Linked DNA regions of Mus musculus: regions 1 and 3 are each linked to region 2. The links are chromatin loops, found by intact Hi-C in ENCODE. Cell type or tissue: left cerebral cortex. All regions are shown on one strand.

Region 1 (8,000 bases), 400 kb before region 2:
GATTTAGCAGAAAATGGTATGGGAGTTGATACATTATTTTGTGATAGCTCTTTGGGTATTTCTAACACACTAAGTCAAGTTAGTATCTAACTTGTACATCAGGTGAGCAAGAACACTCAGTAGAAGGTAACTCATGATAGTTTATGTACTAGCCAAAACTATGTTCAGCTACACACTCCAAGTAGAAGTGGAGACAAATTGTGATTTATCTGGGGGACAGAAGCCATTTTAGGACTGCTGGAGCAGCTTCAGAATATCGTGAACAACCCAGGCGCCTTCTTTCTTTCCAAGCATCCTCAGCCTATGGCTTCCAGCTTCATGTTTTCCACATTATGCCCTTGCTTTTGTCATGAGACACTAGTTCCATCTGTGTGTCAGAGAAGGGAAGTGAGGGAGGGGACAGGAGGGAAGGAGAGGCTCCATATTAGAAAATGAAATCCTTTTCTAGCAATTGAGCAGTTTCCAGGACTGTCTCCTTATGGGAACCATAATTACATGAGATCTAGGGAGATAAACTTTACAGCCAGGCAACCTTCTCCCTTCTTCCTCAAGACAAAGAAGAAGAGGAGGAAGAGGAGGAGAAGGAAGAGGAAGAGGGGAAGAGGAGAAAGAAGGAGGAGGAAGAGGAAGAGGGGAAGAGAAAGAGGAGAAAGAAGGAAGAGGAAGAGGGGAAGAGGAGAAAGAAGGAGGAGGAAGAGGAAGAGGGGAAGAGAAAGAGGAGAAAGAAGAAGAGGAGGAGGAAGAGGACGAGGAGAAGAGGAAGAGGAGAAAGAAGAAGAGGAGGAGGAAGAAGAAGAAAAAGGAGGAGAAAGAGGAGACGGATCATCCAAATATTTCTAATAAAGGAGAAAAGTACAATAGGAACTTTACAGCCCAATTCACCCTTCTTCTCATTCAAGGAATACAATCTTACCCTTTCTAGGATAGCCCAGAATGCCTGTCAGTTATGATAGGGGCTCAGCCTGCAGGCTCTAAGGGCCCTCATGATGTTACTGGTCCTTCTGATCAAGTGTGTGAGTCTGTGCTCACATCAGCAGCATGTATACTAAGAAAAGATTAGCATGGACCCTGTGCAAGAATGACATAACAATTCACAGAGCATTCTATAATTTTAAACTTTCATATTCCAAATTTAAAAGTCCTTAATTTTATATGTATGGTATTTCCTACATGTCGGTACTTATGTTTGTGCCTAATACCCATGGAGGTCAGAAGAGGGCATCAGATTCCCTGGAAATCGTTGTTAGCTGCCATGTGGCTGTTGAGAACTGCACATAGGTCCTCTCGGACACAGCATCCAGTGCTCTTAAGTACTGACTGAGCCATCTCTCCAACCCTCCCACCTCCAACTTTTTTTTTTTAAGAGTATGAGTTTCAGGGTTCTAGAAACCAATATTTAAACTAGCTCTGGAATTACATTTAATTATCAGCTCTTAATTGAATTAGGATAAGTTACCCTTAAGTGATCTATAGCCTTTTATATAAAATACCTTCCCCCAGCTGGGCGTGGTGGCACACGCCTTTAATCTCAGCACTCGGGAGGCAGAGGCAGGTGGATTTCTGAGTTCGAGGCCAGCCTTGTCTACAGAGTGAGTTCCAGGACAGCCAGGGCTATAAAGAGAAACCCTGTCTCGAAAAACTAAAAAAAAAAAAAAAAAAAAAAAACAAAAAACCCTTCTCACTTAGATGCTCAACTTGGTCATGTGACTTGCTTGGGTCAGTGACATATTAGTAATCAATTATACTGCTTGCTTATTGAGCCTTGTTTTTTTGGAATGCCCCCATTTTGTAATCCAGATTATCATTTTATGAGGAAGCCCATATCAGCCAGGTAGAGAAGCCACACACAAGAAAACAGACCAACAAGCCTTCTTTTTTTTCCAAGACAGGGTTTCTCTGTGTAGCCCTGGCTGTCCTGGGACTCACTCTGTAGACCAGGCTGGCCTGGAACTCAGAAATCCTCCTGCCTCTGCCTCCCAAGGGCTGGGATTAAAGGCGTGCACCACCACCACCTGGCTTCTCCAGCATTCTTAGATTCCATCTTTGCATTTTCTACATCATTGTCAGCTCATTTGTGCTGAGACACTAGCTTCGACCTTGTGTCCTAAGAGATTTCAGTTAGACTAGGCAGGCCCAGCCTTCAAGCTGTACAGATGAGCTACTGGCACTCTGTCCTGGTGGAATTCCTGAGCAAAGAGCCCGGGATCATGAACAAATCAGTTATGGTTTTAAATAGCTATATTTGGGGGTGATTTGTACATAGCAGTAACTGAAACAGTACTGAAAGTATAAAGAATGTATAAAAAAATTGTTGGAAGAGAATGGAATTTTAAAAGTAGCACGAAAGCAAATTGAACAAACAAAATAGATGAGAGAAAAAAATACGTAGTAAAATGATAGATTTAACCCCAAATATAGTATGTTCAACCGGAGACATGAGGGCTGCATGTGTGTGTCCCAGGATTAAGTTTGGATGCAACCCAACATAAAACCATAAATTTACTTAAAACATTGTTTTTGCAAATATTTTTGGTAATCATTAAGTTAGTAGGTAAAGTTGGGACAGTTTTAAAACGTTGGAAATACTGCAATCTTATTATAGTTTTTTAAAAATAGTTTAATTTTGCTTATATACTAGTCTTTGAATTCTGTCCCAACCTTTCCACTTTAGTCTGAGGGCCTTTACTTGATGCAATTTGAAACAACACTGCTGGGTGATCATTAATCTGGGTTAGCAGTGCCATAAAACTTGGGAACCACAGCCTCTGCTTAGCCTGTTTTTCCAGGATCCCCTTTTTTTTTTTTTTGAATAAGTACGATCTTTTAATTTTTTTTCTTAAATTCGGATTATACAAATTTAATGTTTATTTCCAACTAAAAAAACAACAACAACAAAAAGCTATTGAATACATGAAGTTACAATCCAGATGCCAGTTTCATGTATATTTTTGAGGTTAACTCTCGGTTCCCTAAGTCTCTATGAGTGCAGGGCGTGGGGTCTGGGTGATGAAGGTCGTAGTTCTAAACCTAGTACACGCTCGGCGCGGAAGAGGCGCTCTGACTTGTTAAATGAATTAGTCACTACGTGATCCGTGGGCTGCAAAACACGCGCATAGGCATCTCTATTGTCAAAACCCTAACATTGGCTTCCCCTAGCGGAGGCTGTCCGGGAACAGGCGGCGGGGCGGGCTCAGCCTTCCCGCCCGTACGGCGCGGGGCCGGCGACCCCGTCTGGAGGCAGCGGCGGAGGCGGCCACTCGCTTCCCCCTCGGGATCTGGAGGCGTCTTGAAAGGAGGCAGATAAACAAAGGCAACCGCACCGAAACCGGCCGTTCCGTCTCACAGCCTCTCTCACATCGCGTGCCCGGGTGTCCGCGGAACACGGTGACCCTGCATCTGTCCGCAGGCAGGTGGAGTCCGCCCCACGCGGCGCGCGCCTCCTCTCCTCGCAGGCTCACGGGGGGTGGGAGGTAGCCTCCCCGGCCTCGCGAACCGTCAGAGCCTCGGGGACCCTCGGCCGCTCGCGAGCGGACACTCCCCTCCCTCCTCCTCCTCCTCCCCGGAGCGCCGAGCCGCCGCGCGCCCCTCCGTCCGGAGCACGCGCACGGGAGGCGGGGCCCCAGCTTCCCGGCACTCACTGATCGCCCGGCCCCCTCACCCCACCCCACCCCCTCTCGGCCCCGAAGCTCCTCCCTCCCCGAAGACGAGCCGGCCCGGGGGAGGAGACCGGAAGCCACTTAAAGCAGAGCTGGAGCTGACAGGCGAGCGAGCTGGAGCCTCGAGAGCAGTTGCGGCTTTCAGCGCTCAGGTCCGCGGAATGGCCCGCGCGCCGCTCGCCGCGTCGGCCGCCCACGACCCCTAGACACCGGCCCTCGTCCTCGGCTCGGACCGCTGGCGCAGAGGCGGCCCTCCACGCCGCGCCTGGGCTGCGTTCGAAGGGCGGCTTGCCTGAGGTAAAAGGGGCTGGGGGGTGGGCAGCGAGCGGCGGAGGGACCCCCAGCGGGATGGCGGGCGCCAGCCTCGCCGCCCCGAGTCCCCGTCGGGACAGCGGCGGATCCCTAGACTGCCCGGGAGAGCTGAATGCGCTCGCGTCCGTCGGTGGCGGGGTGGGATCGGGTTCAGCGCCGGGAGCTGGGCAGGTGGATAGATGGACTGGCGCCGCAGGGCTTGCGGGGCCGCCCGCGACTCCTCTCGGGGGGTTGCAGCCGGGGCAGCCCCTGCGGGAGGGCTCGGCGCTGCGGGAGCGTTCCGGCCGGCGCGCGTTCCGGGCTGCAGCCCAGAAGTTTGCAGGCTGTGTTCGAGTTAACTTTGAGTGCCGCACCGGTTCCCCTTCCTTTTCCCCGCCACCCGGAGTGTCCGCTGCGGCTCGGCCCTGCAAGCTCCGGGACTCGCCAGCCGGTCCTCGGGAAGGAGGCAGGGCCGGGGTGGGGGGGAATTCATTGTGGACTCGCCTTGAGTGGCTTCGGGGAGGCGGGGAGGTCGGGTCCTGAGGAAGGTGGGCCGGGAGTGAGGGGGCGCCCGGGTCCCTGAGGACAAGGTGAGGGCGGGGATGCTCACCCTCTCGGCGAAGTGCGGAGCCCGGTGGAACGGGCGCGGCGGGAGGTCGTGGCTGCGCGGAGCGCGGCCGGCAGGAGGCGTCGCTCGGACCCGGGCGTCTCACTCCTTGGCTGTTTGGAGCCGGCGGTTTCCATGGAAGGTGTGACCAGCTCGTGGTGCCAGACGACCGGGGCGTCACGAGGTGAAGGGTGGCGCGATTGGGTTGCCCGCTGCGGGCGACCGGAGGAAACGACCTTCCAATCTTTTTATTTTTCTGTTATGCAAACTAATTGAGGAACTGGTGGCTTCCGCACTCCACTCCTCTGCTTCCTAGTTGAGTTTCCGAGTTTGGTGGAGGGGCAGTAAGAGGAAAAGTTGTGTGCGTGCGAGTGTGTGTGTGCGTGCGTGCGTGCGTGCATGTGCGTGTGCAGAAGTATAAATAAAATCGCTTTAGTATTTTGCCTGGATTGGTGTGATAGGAGGGGATAGTGTGCGTGCGTAGGGGAAGGCACAGGCGGGTTAGATACGGAGAGGGAATACCACAATCTGTGCCAACTGAGCCTTGAGGCAAGAGCACCGAATGATGAATAATAACGCCTGGCTTGGCTGCTTTCCAGTTATTTATGTCTCATGTCAGATCCCTCCTTCGTGAGGCTTTCTCTAACAATGCCAGCTCATACTGAACTCAAATATTTATTTATTTAAAATAAATAAATCTCTTTTGTACTTAGACTAGCACTTTGTTCCATGCCTTGTGTTTTTCTGAGTTTTGATTATTCAGCACTTTTGTATACATAGACTTATAAATCCCTCCTAGATCTTTATATTCGTTTTTTAAAGCACGAAGTCTTACCATTTTGGGTTTTGACCTTCAACCAAGAACAAAGCATCTAATGTGTGCCTTTTCTAAAGTAATTCAGCCACAAAATACAGACATCCTCAGTGGTGAACAGTGCTAGGTACTATACTGGACTCCTAATGCATGCTTGATTAAATCATAGGTTCTTACATCAAGGAGTTCTTTCAGTCTATTGGACAAGAAAAAAGACCATTAATTGCTCATCACTGTCCCTTCTCATCTGGAACAATCTCAGTAAATACCTGGAAATCTCAGTCATTTTAAAGGATCTGGTTCTTGAAAGGAAAAAAAATTCAGATTCTGAAATTTGGTGTTTTTTAATATTTGTATTTTTTTGGTTATAATATACTTTCATTTGTTTTTTTTTTTTAAAGTGGATAAGTGTAACTTTTCTAAAGACAAGGACCCTTTGTATAATCGTGCTGTATTAAGTTTCTAAGGCACGGTACAGTGGTTGTTGAAGTTAGGCATATCCTGATATTCCTTCAGGAATTTTTTAAAAATTTAGAAATCTTTAACATTCAATAATTAAATACTAGAACTTTCAGAATGTAAAAACATTAGCAGGCTTCTGGCTTTCTCTTGTATCACAATTCACTTGAAAGCTTCTGTGTCTATCCTTACACACATACACACACACACTAGTTCTTTCACTTTTTAACCTTTTAAGTTTATCCTTTTGATGAACTTTCCTCCCAGTGAATTTTGTTTTTTGCAAACTCATGGGACAGATCATAAACAACTGTAAAGGGAACCACAAAGCTAAGCAAGAGATGTGGTTTCCCTGCTTCATCTTCTAGAAAAAGACAGTTATTTCTATCTTACAAAATAAAGTCATACCCCAGTAGAATCACACAGCACTTGCTCTGTCTCCCCCTCCTCTGTGTGTGTGTTTATCAATTATTAAGTCAATACATAAGTATTGAAAAATACATTCTCATCTACTATTATCTACTATTATGCAGATTTTTGCATAGCTTTTGAATCTTCATTTCTCAGTTTAAAAAAAGAAAATTGACCTGTAAGAGCTAACTATAATGCAAGCAGTGATTGCAGATAGTTAACCATAGACTAACGCAAAATGTTTTAATGAATGAATGGGTTCAGTTGTCAGTTTTTAAATGATCATCTTTCTTCCTTTCCTGGTAGGATTTGTAGATACTGAGGCACAGTTGGGAGTTAATCACATCATGGAAGTGGAAACCACTGAACCTGAGCCAGACTGTGTAGTACAGCCTCCTTCTCCTTCTGATGACTTTTCATGCCAAATGAGAATTTCTGAGAAGATCTCTCCATTGAAAACGTGTTTTAAGAAAAAACAGGAACAAAAAAGATTGGGAACTGGAACCCTGAGATCCTTGAGGCCAATATTAAATACTTTGCTAGAATCTGGCTCACTTGATGGAGTTTTTAGAGCTAGAGACCAAAACAGAGATGAGAGCAGCTTACATGAACATATAGTGAAAAAACCCCTGGAAATCAACCCATCGTGTCCACCAGCAGAAAACAGTATGCCTGTCCTGATTCCTGATGGGACAAATGTTGAGGGCCAATTACCAGAAGCGCATCCTTCTACAGATGCTCCAGAACAGGGGGTTCCAATCCAAGACCACAGTTTTCCACCAGAAACCATCAGTGGGACAGTGGCAGATTCTACAACAGGACACTTCCAAACTGACCTTTTGCATCCTGTTTCAGGTGATGTTCCTACAAGTCCTGACTGCGTAGATAAAGTTATGGATTATGTACCAGGAGCTTTCCAAGACAATAGTTTTACAATCCAGTACATTTTGGATACCAGTGATAAGTTGAGTACTGAGCTCTTCCAAGACAAAAGTGAGGAAGCTTCCCTTGAGCTTGTGTTTGAACTTGTAAACCAGCTACAGTACCATACTCACCAAGAGAATGGAATTGAAATTTGTATGGACTTTCTGCAAGGCACTTGCATTTATGGCAGGGATTGTTTGAAACATCACACCGTATTGCCCTATCATTGGCAGATCAAAAGGACAACCACTCAGAAGTGGCAGAGTGTTTCCAATGATTCTCAGGAGCACTTGGAAAGATTTTATTGTAATCCAGAAAATGATAGAATGAGAATGAAGTATGGGTATGTATTATAACAAGTTAAAAATTGTTACATGTTCTAATGAAGCTGAAAGTTTGGTATGGTGGTTTCTTTCAGTAGTGTACCAAGTTTTTTGTTTTGTTTTTTTCTTTTATGACTTTTATGCTATTCTGATTTTTCATAGTGTTTAAATTTTAATGTGGTCTCTTTACCTAACCAAAGAAACATTTTATGATTTGAACAATTTAGATGTCATTCTGTTTAGTATGTATATGTTTGAATGAAAGTTGTACATACATTTGAGTGTTGAGAATCAAGTACTATTTTAACTGTAATCACTTGCCTTTAAAAAAAATCCACTGTGAATCTTACATACTAAACTTACCTAGTTTTTAAATTTTTATGAGTTGAGTAGCTTTTTTTCTTTTTTAAATATAGAAACTAATATTTGGAGCTCTTTTACTAAACATTTTATATCAGTAATTCAGAAGTTCTTCATTCGTACACAGACACATGCTATTTTGATTTTTCAAGGTG
Region 2 (8,000 bases):
CGTGGATCTTTTTCCTGTGGGCAATTAAAATAGTAAAAAAAGTAACAAAACACAGGCTGCATTCATTCCACTAGAGACTACATTGGCATCGCTCTACAGTCAGACAAAGGATAGATTGTGTGGAAAGACATCTCTGTTCATAAATTCCATACCATCTGGAGACACACCAAGGCAAAACTTAATGCAAACATTTATTTTCCAAAGGGAGAAATGATGGTTGGAAGAGGTGGGCAGGAGTGAGCCCTGGTGCTGAAGAGCAGGGCACCATGGGAAGTTTTCTCCATAAGAAAGAGATGGGGTTACCGATCCTCTGAGAGTGTTGGCATGCCGTCTGAAGTCAGACAGAGACATTGAAAGTGAGGAGAAGGTGAGCCCTCCGGTGCTGGGTAAGGCTGAGGTGACTTACTATAGACCACGGAGAGCTCTTTTCAAGAAAGAGATTCCATCCAGAGAGACTAGCTGCTGGAGGAAAGTGACCCTAACAGGACGTTGGGCTCTGATGGAGCACGCTGTGAGAGGATTGTGCAGTGGCTAATCTTGGTTTGGCACCTTGATGGGATTAAGATGGAAAGATGTTCCCTGCATGGGGGTGGCACCATCTCATGGGAATCCATTCCTGGAATGAGTGAAGAGGAGAAACTGTGTGTTCCAGCCCCCTTCTAACTCTGCTTTCTTACAATGAATAGAATGTGACCAGACCAGTCGCCTCACCCTTCCCAGCTGAGAAGTGAGCCTCTAGTTCATTTTGAGACAGGGTCTCTCTGTATCGTGCTGGGTGGGCTGGAACCCACTATGTAGACCAAGCTGACCTTGAACTCACAGAGTTCCCCTGCCTCTGCTTCTCAAGTGAAGGTGCATGTGGCACCACGGCCATTAATTGATTTCCCCCCTCAGCACGATGGATTATCCCCTCAAACTGTAAGCCAAATAAACCCTCTCCCCAAACTGCTTTATGTAGAGTATTTTGTCATAGAGTTGAAAAAGTAACTAGCAAACGAGCCATTATCAAAACAAACTAACAGAAAAAAAAACGTATGAAAGTTCCCATGCCACCCCACACAGAACGGGGCTTGGATATTCACATTTGGGAGCCTCAGGAAAAGGCAGGCGGGCTGCTGCTTTCCAAAAGGCAGAGGAGGAGGCTGACCACTCAGGTGGGAAGCTCAGGCAGACTGACTCTCCGAGCCAGGTGATGAGCTGTCTATCCTTTTCTGCTTAGTCAGAGCCCATAGAGAGGGCCCAGCAGAAAGAAGTCCTTCAGTGACTCCCAGACAGCATGGCATAAAATGGCGACTGAGTCACAGCTGCCTGGGGTCGTGGCCAGACCTTCCCAGGCCCTGCATGGTGATTCTCTCTGATCCTCTTGGAGCAGTGAGGCTTAGGGAGCTGTCACAGAATGCTAGGAACAAAAGGAACCTCAGACATGGTGTCTCCGACATTCTGCCAACCTTCTCCAATATATGACCTCACTGGCAGTTGGGTTTTTTTTCCCAGCTACTGTGATAAATCACAATGTTGGGAGGCTACAGCAGTTCTGCTCATGTTCAGAGCTAACGTTTCCTTTCTGCCTTCGACCTCACAGGCCCTGGAAAGGTGCTCCAGTTCCCACAGAGCCCTTCCAGCTCCTTCCATCTCCGTTTTTCTGGGTAGCGTTCTTGGCTTACCAGCGAGAGCTCTAGGTTATTAAGCAGGAACACGGCGCTTCCTGTTTCTGCCCTCCAGCGTTGTTCAGCATGGTGGCTCTCCCTGGGATTTGACAAACCCCTCCCAGGTTCTTTCCAGTGCCAGTGCGAGGAGTCCAAGATCATCTCCAAGTCCCCCTTGAATTCTGGATGCTGCCGCCCTCTGAGGCCTCACTTAGAAGCTGACTCAGCTGCAGGAGGCTGGGCTAGTGCCTGACTGCCTGCCCTCCCAGGAAGGTGCTGAGCCCACAGCCTGAGGAATGCCCAGGCCGTCTGCCAAGAGTTCCTTCCTTTTTCATGATCCAGTTCCTTCGTTCCTCATCTCCCAGTCTTGAACTACACTCAACAGTCCCCTGCGGGCAGCGGTGGCAGTGTGGAGGTGGCAGGGAACTGAACTGTGTCTCCAGCCCAGTATCCCTGGGACAGTTCCTCCCCAGCGGGACCTGCCTGGTTAGATCAGCCCTAGGTCATCCTGCTTGACCCTGAGCAGAGGTAGTGTCCATTGGTGACAGTCACCTCTGACCCATGAGGATGATTGACAGTGTTTAAGATGCCATCGACCTCAATTTTCTAGGCCTCTAGCTGAAGGCTCTCCACCTGCCTCAGGCCTGGCTCTATTTTTGCCACCAACTCCTTCCTCCCAGAACTTTTTTGGCTCCTTCTTAAAAAAAAAAAGAAAGAAATGGGTCTGGAGAGATAGTTCATTGGTTAAGAGCGCTTGTTGCTCTTGCAGAAGACCCAGGTTTGATTCCCAGCACCCACATGGGTGGCTCACAGCCATCTGTAACTCCAGTTTCAGGGGTCCCGGCATCTTTTGGCCTCCAGGGCACTACATATATGTGGTACACCGTCATACATGCACACAAACCACATGCACACATTTTTTTTTAATTAAAAAAATTAAAACAAACTAGACAAGGTTGCGTCTTGCTGTATCTACTTCAGAATTAGTTGACATTTTATGCTTCCCCCTAAGGAAACAAACAATACTGCTCTTATTTTTTCCTTGTAGATTTAACATCCCCTTCACTTTCTCAGAATGAAATTGAGCGCCAGTTATCTGTACAGTAAGAAAGCTCCTCATAGTGTGCAGAGTCCAGCAAGGACTTTGCCCTTCTTCCTGGTTTTCCTCTCTCCTGGGTGTGTGTGCCCCTGAGAGAAGGGTAGGGGGAGAATGACACTCAGGAGAGGGAAAGTGGGGGCAGGAGGCACACACACACACACACACAGTGCCGACCTATTGTTCCTGAGGTGCTGGCTACACTCATTGGGGCAGCACCCTGGATATTCCTCCCAGGGGGCCAGAAAACTGCTTCCCCAAGATCAGATCATTTAGTGCCTGTGTTTTGTCTTCTGGCCTTTTCTTCTTCAATAATAGCCTTTCCTGATTATTCAGTCTGTGCACCGTGTATTCCTCCCTGTTCCCTTAGCAAAGAGAATTGCCCTTTGTGCTCAGCTCCTGGGGGAGGGAACTGAGTGAATCTCCCACCTGCTCAGGGTCAAAGAAAGCTTGGCCCCAGGGAGGCAGGGTGAGGGGTCTGAGTCTAGAATACAATCTCCTCTGGTGAAGTGTAAAAGACAGAGCTAAGCTGTGGGGCCCTTGAAGCTACAGCTTGCGGGGAGGGGGGGGGGCATGGAAGGACTGAACTAGGCGACCATTGCAAAAACTACCGCTGTCCTCCTGGTTTCTGCCCTCATCTATTTTACAGTACCTGGTTTATCCAAGGCTCTGAGAGATGAGTTTCCCAGGAGGAGCCAGGATCCCGGTGGGCTCCGCCTCTGCCACTCTGTGACCTCATATGACACTGACCCTCCCAGGGTAAGCCTCCCTCCCCTGGCCCCCGGGGTGGGGTAAGAACTCCTGCCCCACCCTCCAGTTTCCTGGGCCTGATGTGAGAAGCAAACCCAACAGAGTGAGGAAACGTTGTGTGAAGCCAAAGCTCTTTGTGAGTCAGAGGTGGAGTCTCCTGTCTTTCCCCATAGTTTACCAGCCACCTCCCCCACACACACCCAACTACCCACAAGCATCTGGTGACCGCGTGCTGTCCCCTAGTGGCCAAACTGCACCCAATTCATTTCAGTGAAAGTCATACGAAAAAGTAAATTCGTTGTGAAAAAGAATAACAAATAAAAAACGACAGAAACGAGCCCAAGATGCAGTCAAAAAGCTCAGAAGATCACCAGGTGATCTTAAACCTAAGACTGAAGACTAGGAGAGCTCGCCCTTCCTGGCCAGCTCCCAGCTGCTGCCCTCTAGGCTAAGCCTGGGGGAAGCCTTCAGACACCAGGCAGGGGCCTTCCCCAGTACGGTCCACACTTCCCCAAGACAAGATCAAGAAACGGGGGAGAAATGAAAGTTAGTGGCTGCTCTTCCTCAGCTCTTTCAAAGTCCCCCAAGAATACAAAACACTTGGCGTGTATCCTTTTCTCTGTTGATATTGAGACATCAGTTGTCTGGAGAGGCGCTCCAGTAGATCAGAACTAAATGAGCCATGTGTTCTGGGCGCTCTGAGAGAGCTTCCTCGGATGTGATCTCGCTGGCTGCTCACAGCCTCGAGGTAGGACTGCCTCGTGTGAACCTGGGCGGTCACATGCATGCTGGGGAGGGAAGAACCTTCTTCCCTATGCTCCTTCGCTTGCTCCGTGTGCTGTGCTGGGATGAGAAGAGGCTGCAGGGTGGAGAGGAAAACGTACCACAAAACAACGACAATAACAACAACAACAACCAAAACCAAAAAACAAACAAACAAACAAAAAACCACACAACAAAACAAAACACAAACAACAAAACCCACAGCCTTTTCCTTCATACCTGTGCAATAATCTTGTCAACAGTCGCCCTCTAGTGTCGGTGAATGTAACTGACCTGCTCACGTGCTTTCCCTTCTCTGCAATAGATTTACAGTGAATCAAGCGCTTCTCCTCTCACCTCCTCTTCCCTCTGCTCCCCCCCCCTTTCCCGTTCCTTCCTCTCCCCCCTCATTCTCTCCCCCACCCAGTTTTTTTTTTTTCCTGTTGGTGATGGTGGTAGGGTGGTGGTGGTGGTGTTTTTTAAGTACGGAGGGAAGTAAGGTCTCATTATATAGTTCACATGGGCTTTGAATTTGCCTCAGCCTCGAGAGGGCTACGACCACAAGAGTGCACCACCCTGCCTGGAACAGTCATGCAACCGATTCCCAGCTTTAAAACTCTATTTCCGGCCTAATGACTACAACAGGCTCTACATCTCCTGTCCTGAGCAGATGGCATAATGGGCTTCAGATGCCCACAACAGATCAGGGAGGATCTTGTCAACTTGGTGCCAAGTAGTGCATGGCTTTCATAATACCGGCAAGCAGCGCACAGGACAGGCACAGAGGCCCCAGGGACTCACAAAACCACGAACAAGCCATTGTATCACCTGTTCCAGGCCTGGGTTCCTGAGGACTCCTGTTCAACCCTCTGATGTTATTGAAAAAAAAAATTAATCTCAATCAGGGGCCTTTGATTATTCAATTCCCAGGTAGAAGACACACATGAACTTTAATTTATAATAAGCCTTTATCAGCACTAAAGCTGGGCAGATATCTACCCTCAATGCTATTAGAATCTACTTTCCTATCGATAACCCCTGGTTCTTACTTTGTTCCATCTGGGTTTCTCTTAACTCCGATTGCATAGCCCCCACGGCCATGATTTTAAGATCCTTACCCCATAGCATCTTCTCTCCACCTTCCTATCTCCCTCATGGTTCTCCTCCAACCTCAAGCCTGGGACCCCCTAAGCCCTGCCTATCTCAGTTCTGCCCAGCCATAGGCTGTAGGCATCTTTATTCACCAATCAGGAATTACTTGGGGGGCAAGGTCACATAGCACCAGGTGGGACTATGTGCACACTCTCTCATCTCTGGGGGCAATCAGGCCTTGGGGGCTGCCCAATATTTAGCTTTACAATACAAAGCAGCAGCAGTCCAACTGACTGAACTCTACATCACAGCACATCATTATCCACAAAGTTCACTGTACGCTCAAGAAACTAATTGCCAGATGAAGTCAGTTCAGCATCATCCCGGAGCACATGTGGACCATGGGCTGCATGGACTGACTGTACACCCTTGCATGTGAGTCATGACAGTTCCTGTAAACACACAGAAAGCCTTCTTCCCGCTCTTGCCTCTCAGAGAGGCATCTAGTGAGGTCATGGCTGGGTCCTTGCTCAGTCTTCTCAGGCTGTGAAAACACGTTTCACAAACATCTGTGCGCCGTTTCAGATCCCTCAGGAAAACCTTGCAAGGTAGGACGGTTTGTCCTGCTCTAGGTATTAGTTAGGACATCGAGTTCAGAAAGGTTAAGAGTCTTGCACAAGATCACAAGGTTGATGAGGAAAGGGCCGATTCATATGAGCTCCAGAAAAAAGGTCCTCCTTGGTAATGACAGCGTTTCTGACCAAGGACAATTGTGGACACTTTGAGGTGGAGTATGACCCTGATAGTGTCTTAGGTGAGACATGTCACAGATTAGATTTGCAAATCAAGCCATCAGGTAATTTAGCTATGCATAGGTGTGACTGGAGACAGAATGCTCATCGTTCCAATTTCATCCCTATGTCAGCCCTATGGCTGAATCTGTCTGTCTGCCACAAACAGATGTGTGAGCAGATGTGGCCTAGCTTACCACGTAAGAATGCAGAAACCCCAGGCTTAGGGACTAGGTGGTTTAAATTCCACTTCTGCTGGGCTAGAGAGGTGGGTGGCTCAGCAGTTAAGAGCACTAGCGTCTCTTCATGAAGACAGAGCTCTTCCGGAGGACCAGGTTTGATTCCCAGCACCTACATGGTGACACACAGCCTTCACTATCTCTACTTCCATAGTATCTGGAGCCCTTTCCTGGCCTCCTCAGGAATTGCAATGCATGTTGTGCACGGACATACATACTGGCAAAACACCCATACACATAAAGTATTTAAAAATGAGGCAAAAAAAAAAAAAAGCCTACTTGTGCTATATCTTAAGGGTAGGGGGAAGGTACATATATTGTAGGACAGGGATGGCAAATGAGGAGAAGTCGAGAGGATGAGTCCAGGACAGCCAGGTCATGTTATGCAGAGCAATCCTGTCTCGAAAGACAAAAACAAACACATGGCTTTTAAGGCCCTGACCATGAGTAAAACATAACCATTCCTAGGAGGTGATGGCTCTTCACATGGCTTAAAGAGACAGTGGGGGCAGGGGGAGCCCTTGCTCTGAAGCAAAAGTTTGTCTGTACACAGGGTCTTAGCTAAGCCACTCATAGACTAGCCAGTGAGGAAATAATGTAACTCTATGTAGTACTAGTCTCTGCACTTTTATAATGTAACTATGTAGTACTAGTCTCTGCACTTTTATAATGTAACTATTTAGTACTAGTCCATGCACTTTTATAATGTAACTATGTAGTACTAGTCTATGCACTTTTATAATGTAACCATGTAATACTAGTCTATGCACTTTTATAATGTAACTATGTAGTACTAGTCTATGCACTTTTATAATGTAACCATGTAATACTAGTCTATGCACTTTTATAATGTAACTATGTAGTACTAATCTCTGCACTTTTATAATGTAACTATGTAGTACTAGTCTACAAACTTTTACAATGTATCTCTATGTAGTACTCGGCTACACACTTTCAGATGTCTGATCTCACATAATGTTTGCAGTAGCCCAGTTTCCATGTTGGCAGTGGTCACACCCAGTTACAGTAGTAGTTCCACTTAACACAGAAATCTAGTAGAAGTGTTCTCTCCTCCTTTTTCTCCTCCTCCCCCTTTCTGGCTGTTAGATGATCTTTTACTGAAATAATGTCTTTTGTATTTTGTGAACTAGCTGGTTGTTCTGCTGTTAATGTCATCTATAATGTTATGAGGGTGGCAGCCACTGCTGACACTATAGCATAAGGACTGTGCTGGACCAAGGATTTCTTAAATAGTTCAAGCAAGTTCTCTAGCTAAGGACCAATCAGTGCCGCACATGTCCAACAATCTCTTCAAAAGCGGCATTTCCACTGGGTTTAGTCATTTTCTGTTTGTTTCTGTCTCCTGGTGGTTCCTTGGGGTCATTGAGATGAGAAAGGAGGCAAAAGATACCATTGAGTCAGGGTCTGTCTGTCCTGACGATCCTCACTCTGGGTCAGACCTGAATGATCAGCTGCACTGTAATTCTCAGGTCATTCCACTTATCAACTATCTTAGTAATGTTATCACCAACCTTTCGTGGAGACAGACCCAGGGCCTGACCTTGGGAGCCAGAGCAATGCGGTGCCAACCCTGCCAGCGAAGCATTGCCAAGACATGGCTTGG
Region 3 (8,000 bases), 260 kb before region 2:
GGGAATTGAACCTAGGGTTCAACTGAACTGAACCTCTGGAAGAGCAGACAGGGCTCTTAACTGGTGGGCCATCTCTCCAGCTCCTGTAGCGGTGTCTTAATTTTCACATTTGAGAGTAGACAGTTATCATGCAAGCATCTAGCTTGTCTCATTAGAAATATGTTCAAAAATTAAAGTCTAAGACTCAAACAAATTCAAATTTGTTACACAGTTTGTTCCTGTACAAACAGCAAAGCCTTGGAAGTTCTTTCTAGAGAGATGCCACTCAAACTCCAGGACCTTTACTGCATCACATACTCAACTTTATATTGCATCTATGGGATGAATAAAAAAATACAGAGCTCAAGCCTAAAAATAGTATTTTGTGGTCTAACTCACTTCTAGACCACAGCTTTTGGGGGCTCAGTATGCAAAACAGCTTTATAAGGCAATCTGCAGCTTTAAGTGTGACAGCACAGTAGAGGCAAATGTGTTGGGGCGGGTAAAACAAAGCCAAGTGGTCTTTGCAGCTAACCTCTTTTGAAAACTAGAAGCTGTACGGGAAACGTCATGAAGAAACCACGTTTGAGACATGTGTCTCTAACCACAGTAGGCAAACGTCCCAGGAGGACTGGCTGTCTGGCAGAGACAACTAAGGCAACACGTGTTTCCACGTGCACTCACCCTGGATCCAGTGCACCCCTGTGTTTACATGATGGGCCATGCCCTTGGCCACTTCTATCATTTGGGTGAAAGTAAACAGTACGTAGCACCTGACAGCGTTAGGTTTGGAAGGGTTCTCAAGCAAACGGAGCATTGTGCATGAAGTGCCTGGCAAACAGAGAGAACCCAATACATGCTGGCGTTTTAAAAATTCTGCACTTGCACTGGACGAAACCCAGAAATAGCAATGAAAGCAGCTGTTGTTTCCAACCTGGGAGGCCCCGTCGGAACCGTTTTATTCAAACTTACAAGAGGACAGAGTTGTATTGTATTGTGACTTGCAGGATGAAAATACTGTTGGACTTCAGTGTAATTTTATCATGCTACCTTTGTACCAGCTAGCATTGACTTTAAAATCAGCCATCTTGGGTGGACTTCCTGCTGGTTTTTAGCAGATTTATAAACAAAGTACCTATTTTTCCTATACTGCTTTTCATAGGTGCATGGGAAAGGTAGGGAGGTTTCATGACACAAGTGTCCCCAAATGACTGTCCCATGTGATAAGTATTTTTGGGAAATCCCTATGACAACAAACACATGGGAGTTCTTATAAACTGTAAGACACCTACAGGACACGTGGAAAACTGAGTCTCATTCATATCCAGACACTCTATAAACTAGGAGGGCACCCCCTGGGGGGTTACTGACCCTCAAAGAGAATAACAATGAAGGGTCACAAAGAAATTAAAAGGAATTTAATTTTTAATTTTCTTTTTAAAACGGTGGCTTGTCTTTAAAAGTCATGGTAAAAAGTGAAATAGCTGCCGAGCGTGGTGGCACATGCCTTTAATCCCAGCACTCGGGAGGCAGAGGCAGGAGGATTTCTGAGTTAGAGGCCAGCCTGGTCTACAAAGTGAGTTACAGGACAGCCAGGGCTACACAGAGAAACCCTGTCTCGAAAACAAAAACAAAAACAAAAACAACCCTTTTTCTTCAGTACTCAAAAGTTGACCTGTGCTAATCTGCTAACCTTTTTTGAAAGTGTATGTATACACACACACACACACACACACACACACACTCACTCACACGTTTCATTTTAGAGGATTTAAAGATTTGCTTTTATATTGCTTTTATATTAATTACAGCATATAACTCTCTCCACTCTCCTTCAAATTCATGGCCTCTCTTTTCTCTATTCTTCTCTCATACATCCTGACTGCAACCTCCCCTCCCTCCATCCTTCCTAGCCCCTTTCTAGCCCCTGGCCTCAACCTCCCCTCTCCCCCAGACTTACTGCCCCTCTATTTCTCTTCAGGAAGGAGCAGGCCTCCCAGTGATATCCACCAAACAGGGCATAACGAGATGCAATTAGATTAGGCACAAACTGTCTTTCTTTTACCCAATTGTTCTTGGATTCAAACATGCATTTGCATATACACATATATTTCCAAATACAACCTGTAGAGGCCACATACTGTTTCTTGTATGCATGTTTTCAAGGGCTGACCATTTGGCATAGGCCAATTGGAAATACACTTCTTATTTCTGTTCTTTCCGGAAGCTATCCTTTCTTTTTAAATTCTTACTGGGTCTACCACTACCTAAACTGGACTTTATATAATAATGAAAACTTTCTGTAGGAGTGCCACATGTGGCACTCCTACAGAAAGTTAGGCTTGTGGCTAATTAGCAATGGGATTTAGGATTGAGAGGGCATTTACAGTGGTAAGGAAAATGGACTCAAGGTGATGTGTAACGAAGAGGCATAGATGAAAGTGAATTATAGCATTTCCATGGGATTTCATCCCATTTTCAGAGGATTGCCTTCCTTTTTAGATACAAGTGCTCGGTAATTATTGTCCAAACTGTAGTTATGTGCCCTATAACAATACTTTTGGTATAAAATTCCTAATATCTAGTGATGTTAGTTACCGAGACATTTTGTGTAGTGTTCGTGGTGATGCTGTCAGAAGCCCTCTGTTTCTAGCCCTCTTGTATATATTCAATGATATACAGTACATAATACTAGTTACTCAATAGTAAGTAACTGTTGTTAGTTTCTGCATAATCTATATCTTTCATGACTTAGGGGAGTATTCACTATTTTCATGCGGTTATTTTCATACTAGTGATCAACCAGCAGCTCCAATAGATCTGGCACTATTTCAAATCACCTGTTCACCTTCCTCTCTCCAATGCCTTTTCTTTCTATTCATGCAAACTATTCTTTAACAGCAATTATTGTTCTTTTCTGCTAGGAAACCGTGTTTTCTTTAGTTACTGGAGGATCAGAACTTTGGACCTCAGATGCTCCTGGAAAAGGAGCAGACTACGAAGACACTAATCATACCAGTGGCCTGTGTTAGTCACCAAGCATCATCTCATCCTGCTTGCTTGTTGCGTAGTAGGTCATCAGTATTTGTTTTATGAATAAAGTATGAATAAAGGGAAGTCGTCAGTGTGTAAAAACAAGAGGCCTTCCATTACTTGAGTGTGCAGTAGCACGTCTCAGTAATACTTCATGAACTAAACCCGTCATCTTGACTTCTTTGGACCAGAATGAAATTCTAAGCAAGCCTTCCCCAGTCAATTCCACTTAAAAGCTTCTTTTCCTTCCGTTCGACAACAATGATTGCCCCTGCAGATGAGGCACATGGCCACCCACTTCCCGCCTCTTCATCAGCCTCGGCTGCCCGTCGTCCCCGCGGGTTCCAGAGCCCCATCCCCGTCCGTCACAGAACCGCGCGTAAATCCGCCCTCTCCTTCGACCCCCGCCACCCGCTCCAGCTTCCGCCTAGCTCGCTTTTGGGACAAATGATGCAAAAGAAGCTCCGCTTCCGCGTCGGCGGGGGCTGTGACGTCACCGCGCCTTGACGTCAGGCCAACGTGCAGCGCGGTCGCCCGGGAGACCAGGGAAGCCGTTTTACACCCTGCGGAGTCCCGGGCTAGGTGAGGGTCATGGCCTTCCTCAGTCCTCAGAGGACCCGGTCGGCGGGGACACAGTTCCGGCGCAGAGACTGGCGGCGCGGGACTGCGGGGCGGCGGGGGTCGGGAGGAGGAAGGCGGGAAGGTGGGGCGGCCTCTCGGCGCCCCAGGCGAGGCCTGGGCCAGCGCAGTCCGGTCGGGCGGTTAGTTTCCTGCAGTGACCTCCTGCTCTCTTGCCCCCGACCTGCCCTTCGGTGAATCACGCCCCCGGAATGGTACTTGAGGAAGGGCCTGGAAGCAGAACCTGAGTTAATGACCGGGCGTGACACCGGTGTAAGAATCGGAAATGAACCACCAAGGGCATTTCTGCGTTTAAGAACACGCACGTCTATCTCGTGACCAGTGTCACAGAGAAGGTTCTCAAACGCACGTAGCAGCGGCCACGTACCTCTGTACTTTTGCCAAGGACAGTTTCCACATATATAATGGGAAAGACCAAAAGGAACTTGTTTGGTTAAAATACTGAATGGGTAACTTAAAAATCACGTTTTCTTCTGCTAAAGAGCAAACAGCCCTACACTTCTTGAAAAGCGGAATTATATGTGGATTCTACTATTCTTTTCACGAGTAGTCACATCTTTATAAAGACCCAATGGACTTTTCTAATCGGCTTACAAGCTGTTTCTTAAAATATAGGCAATAACAAAAATAAACGTTAAAGAAAGTAGTACCCTTCTAGTCACCTTGGGAATTTTAGGTGCCCACCTCTTAGTTGTAATCATCAGCATGCATTGCTTAGCAGAAAAGCACCTAGTTATTACAGTCTGCACTCACAGTTTACATGGGTTTACAATAAAGTGTCTTTATATGAGGACAAGTTACACATGTTCTTGGGACGAATCCAATGAATGTATCTTGCCTGTAATCTTGTTACTATGTCTTGTGCGATGTGCATTGACATCAGTTTCTCCTCCACTTCGTTTTAGAGGTCTTTCAAATTTACCAGGGTGCTATTTTTAAATTTTTCTTTCATAGCCAGAAGCCTGCCACTTCTGGTGACATAGTAATATGTTAAGAGTAGTCACAGCGAAGGCATTAAATAATAAACATCCCACTGGTACCTTGAATTTATACGTTATTTAGGTCCATGCTTGCTAATACTTTTGTGGATGGCACTTTAAGAGGAGATATAGTTGGCTGTATAAGGGAAAAATATTCCTGTGGAGCCCAAGATACTATCATTTCCATTCACCAATGATGGCTTAACTGAAGATAATGCCTTCTGGTTTCTTGCCATGTGACTATGACAGTATATGATTATGTACTTGGTCACTTGGACCCATGTCCACATAATTACCATTACTCCCGTGGTTGGCCTCAGTTAATATTACCAAGCACACACGTGGGAAGACAGCTCACTAGTTTTGTTTGTTTTAAATAGTAGCTTATTGAAATGAGGGATATTTTGGGCTAACACAGGGTTGAGGAATCTCTCCTCCACTGATGGTTGCATAGTTTACAAAAATAACACCAGCATTATTTTTTCCTTCACTCTCTTGCCCCTAATTTAACTCAATCTTAGGAAGCCTTTGCTGATTTCCCATCCCCCACCCAAAAGATAGGTCATTATCCTCTCTTGACTCTCACATTGCCTGTGTTCTGCAGACACGGGCCTTAGACCATCTTTTCTGCTGTGGAATCTGTGTTTCTTTCACTTGAATCTGTTCCACTCAACCATTCTGGCCTTGACATCTTCTACCTCTCTCTCTCTCTCTCTCTGACATTTGGTTAGTACAAATCCATGTGTGTATTCATGTTCATAGGCACACCTGTGTATGCATGTTTTTGTATGTGTGGAGGCTGGAGTTTGATGCCCAGTGTCTTCATCACTCTCTACCTTACAGGACCTCTCACCTGAGTTCTGAACTGGTCAGCCAGCTCAGTGAGCCCAGTCGCCCAGCTTGCTTCTAGGATCCCTGTCTCTGCCCGCCAAAGCTGCTATTTCTACATTTATGGGTACTGGCATTACAGTGCGTGGGCTTTAATCAGTAAGCCGTTCTTAGTTCCCTTTACTCTTTCCGTGGACAGAGAGGCAGACTCTTCATCAAGAGTGGATTGGGTATTCTTTGTCCAATTTGGAAAAACTCTGAAGAAAGAAAATAATGTCTCTGTTGTCTGTGGTTTCATGAAAGTAATAAAAAAAAGTTTTATATTGAATTGTTGGTATTAGCAAATGAAAATCTGTTAAAAGTAAAATCTAGATAAATTTATGTGGATCTCCATCTCTGTTACAGTTGCTATGTTGTCTCTGATGCTTTGGTGGCTCTTCGGCTCAGCGCCTGGATTTCATAACTTAGTAACTCTATTTTTTGTACTCTATAATTTAAGCAAGCCTCGATGGCACAAGCATTTTTTTTTTCTTATCCTGCTGAGCTATAATACGATATTATTTGGTCTTGATATCTATAATTTTTCAGAACAACACTGAAATAAGTCTACTTAAAATCCTACAGTTACTCTGCTGCAAAACAAATAATTAGTAAAGCACTGTTATTATTTTACTATTAGTTTATACACTTCTGAAAGAAAAGGTATATAAGTCAATAATTGAAATATCTTTCTGTGTGAGTGGCTTAAAAACTAGCTGAGGAAACTTAAATTGTAGCTTCTACTGTGGAGTTGGAGAAACAAGCACCTTTGAAGTGTTTCTTGCCAGTTCGTCCTCAGATACTAAGAAAGTTTAAGTCATTTGAATTTCCTTGTCATTAAATGAATTCTGACTATGGCCATCAATGTTTTCAGGCTGTTTTTCTGCAGTGCTCTCTCAGTACGTTTGGGGAACTATGGATCGTCACATTCCCATGCATGCCTTACCTGAAGAAATCCAAAAGGTATGATGTGGCATTATAAGAGCGTAACATTAGGAGAGTCTCAGCGGTTAGATCATTGTAAAATACTGGAGAGTGAACTTAGAGAACTACAGCAGAACCAGGGATGAGTCTGCGGTGGGAGGAGTAGCCACGCTGGAACGTTGACTGCACAGAACGTGTAACAAGACAGATGCAGAATCTCACTTCTGGCTTTAGAGTCCCAGTGGAAGCAGATTCTAGACTTGTTTATAGCCTTTTGTGATTTCTTTTCATGATGCATTTTCACGTACATTAATTCTCATCAACCACTGTGTGCCAGGTGCTGCTTAATTGTGTTTTGTTTTAGATAGGATCTAATTGTATAGCATTGGCTGGCTTAGAACTCATGCATAGACCTGCAGGCCTGGAATTCACAGAGATCTGCCTCCCTTTGCCTCCTGAGAGCTGGGATTAGAGGTGAGCACCACCATACCTGGTTTAGATACGATTGTAATCAGTTACCAATCCGTGTTGTCCTTTGTTCTATCCAGATGGAGATTGTGGCTGGGCAAGGAGATACTTTTCCAGGATTCCTTAGTATTTTGAGTGTTGGCAGCAGGCAGGTGGGAACAAAAGCAGGTAGCACTCTGCAATATTCAGCTCTCAGGAAGGCCTCAAGTAGCAGGAGCCTTAGCTTTAGAAGTGTTTGAACTCCTGTACAGGCTTAGAGGTCCAAGACCCTTAGCTTTACAAGTATTTCAGCTCTTGTGTGGACCTAGGGAGTTAGGATTCCTAAGCCCTTGGTGGTAACCAGTTTTAAAACCCCTAGACCTGGGGACTGTTTTGAGGACCCCTGGCTCTAAAGACACTCTACTTTCTGAAACTCTTTGTGACCAAGGCCTGCAGTTCCTCTTGCTGGTCCCTCACAAGCTCCAGTTCTTCAGCTTCCTGCCTTTTCTGTGTTTCCACGGTTCCTCTCATTTTCACCTTGACCACCTTCTTGGATTATCCAGTTGCTCTTGTTGCTGTGGCCTCTGGTTGAGTTACCGCTGCCATTTGGCAGGCCGTATGACCAGACTTTTGCTGCTGCCCTGGGCACATGCACAGTTCAGTGGCTGCACATCTTTGACAGCTGCCACTCTGCAGCTCTGCAGCTTGGCCTGTTGGCTGCCCGGCTCTCTGCAGCTTGGCCTGTTGGCTGCCCGGCTCTCTGCAGCTTGGCCTGCTGGCTGCCCGGCTCTGCTCTTGCCGCAGTTGTCAGCTGGCTGGCTGCTCTACTACTTCTGTGGCTCAGTGTGCTCACCTCCCAGCCATGTCTGTGGCTCACTGTGCTGGCTGCTCAGCCGTGACTGCTGCAGCCGGTGAGCCACCATCTCCACTGTGGTTACCAGCTTAGCCTGTGTTATCAAATGTGGGCAAGAAGTCACACAGGGAAGAAACCTTCTCCTGAGCACAGTGTTACAAAATGAGGGAGGAAACACAGGAGGGTGTTTCCTATCCAGCTCTCCTAGTGAGCACACAGCCAGTTATGTATCCAGAGAAAAGGTGTTTACAGGAACCACAGCCAGCCTCGCATGCATC

The links. Hi-C counts contacts between places; a loop is a spot of excess contacts. Peaks named below come from ENCODE experiments on the same cell type or tissue, not always from the same donor. Only the 100,000 strongest peaks of a DNase experiment are listed, where the experiment ranks them.
Region 1: it touches region 2 in a loop (6-fold over the local background); 26 of 42 quality-filtered maps call a loop at or near these places.
Region 3: it touches region 2 in a loop (10-fold over the local background); 17 of 42 quality-filtered maps call a loop at or near these places.

Annotation. Positions count from the first base shown.
Region 1 is chr3:65,524,680-65,532,679 of GRCm38, forward strand. It overlaps Tiparp (TCDD-inducible poly(ADP-ribose) polymerase), which reads left to right and starts at 3,768. Exons shown (of 6, transcript NM_178892.5): 1 at 3,768-3,953; 2 at 6,545-7,505. The coding sequence starts at 6,586. It overlaps 4931440P22Rik (RIKEN cDNA 4931440P22 gene), which reads right to left and starts at 4,735. Exons shown (of 2, transcript NR_027955.1): 1 at 4,558-4,735; 2 at 2,804-4,486. It also overlaps the pseudogene Gm22279. In left cerebral cortex, CTCF peaks have their summits at 3,169 and 4,612 (motif pointing right); DNase peaks (open chromatin) are centred at 2,078, 3,240, 3,715, 4,398 and 2 more places; H3K4me3 peaks cover 2,713 bases; H3K27ac peaks cover 2,124 bases.
Region 2 is chr3:65,925,947-65,933,946 of GRCm38, forward strand. It overlaps Gm35039 (a long non-coding RNA gene), which reads right to left and starts at 2,332. Exons shown (of 2, transcript XR_375721.3): 1 at 1,665-2,332; 2 at 1-616. In left cerebral cortex, CTCF peaks have their summits at 3,740 (motif pointing left) and 4,519 (motif pointing left); DNase peaks (open chromatin) are centred at 97, 1,683, 1,854, 3,688 and 3 more places; H3K4me3 peaks cover 617 bases; H3K27ac peaks cover 560 bases.
Region 3 is chr3:65,662,718-65,670,717 of GRCm38, forward strand. Lekr1 (leucine, glutamate and lysine rich 1) reads left to right here and starts at 3,511. Exons shown (of 13, transcript NM_001166659.1): 1 at 3,511-3,594; 2 at 6,373-6,461. The coding sequence starts at 6,414. In left cerebral cortex, no CTCF peak of the experiment used is centred here; DNase peaks (open chromatin) are centred at 613, 801, 3,482 and 3,926; H3K4me3 peaks cover 1,541 bases; H3K27ac peaks cover 1,490 bases.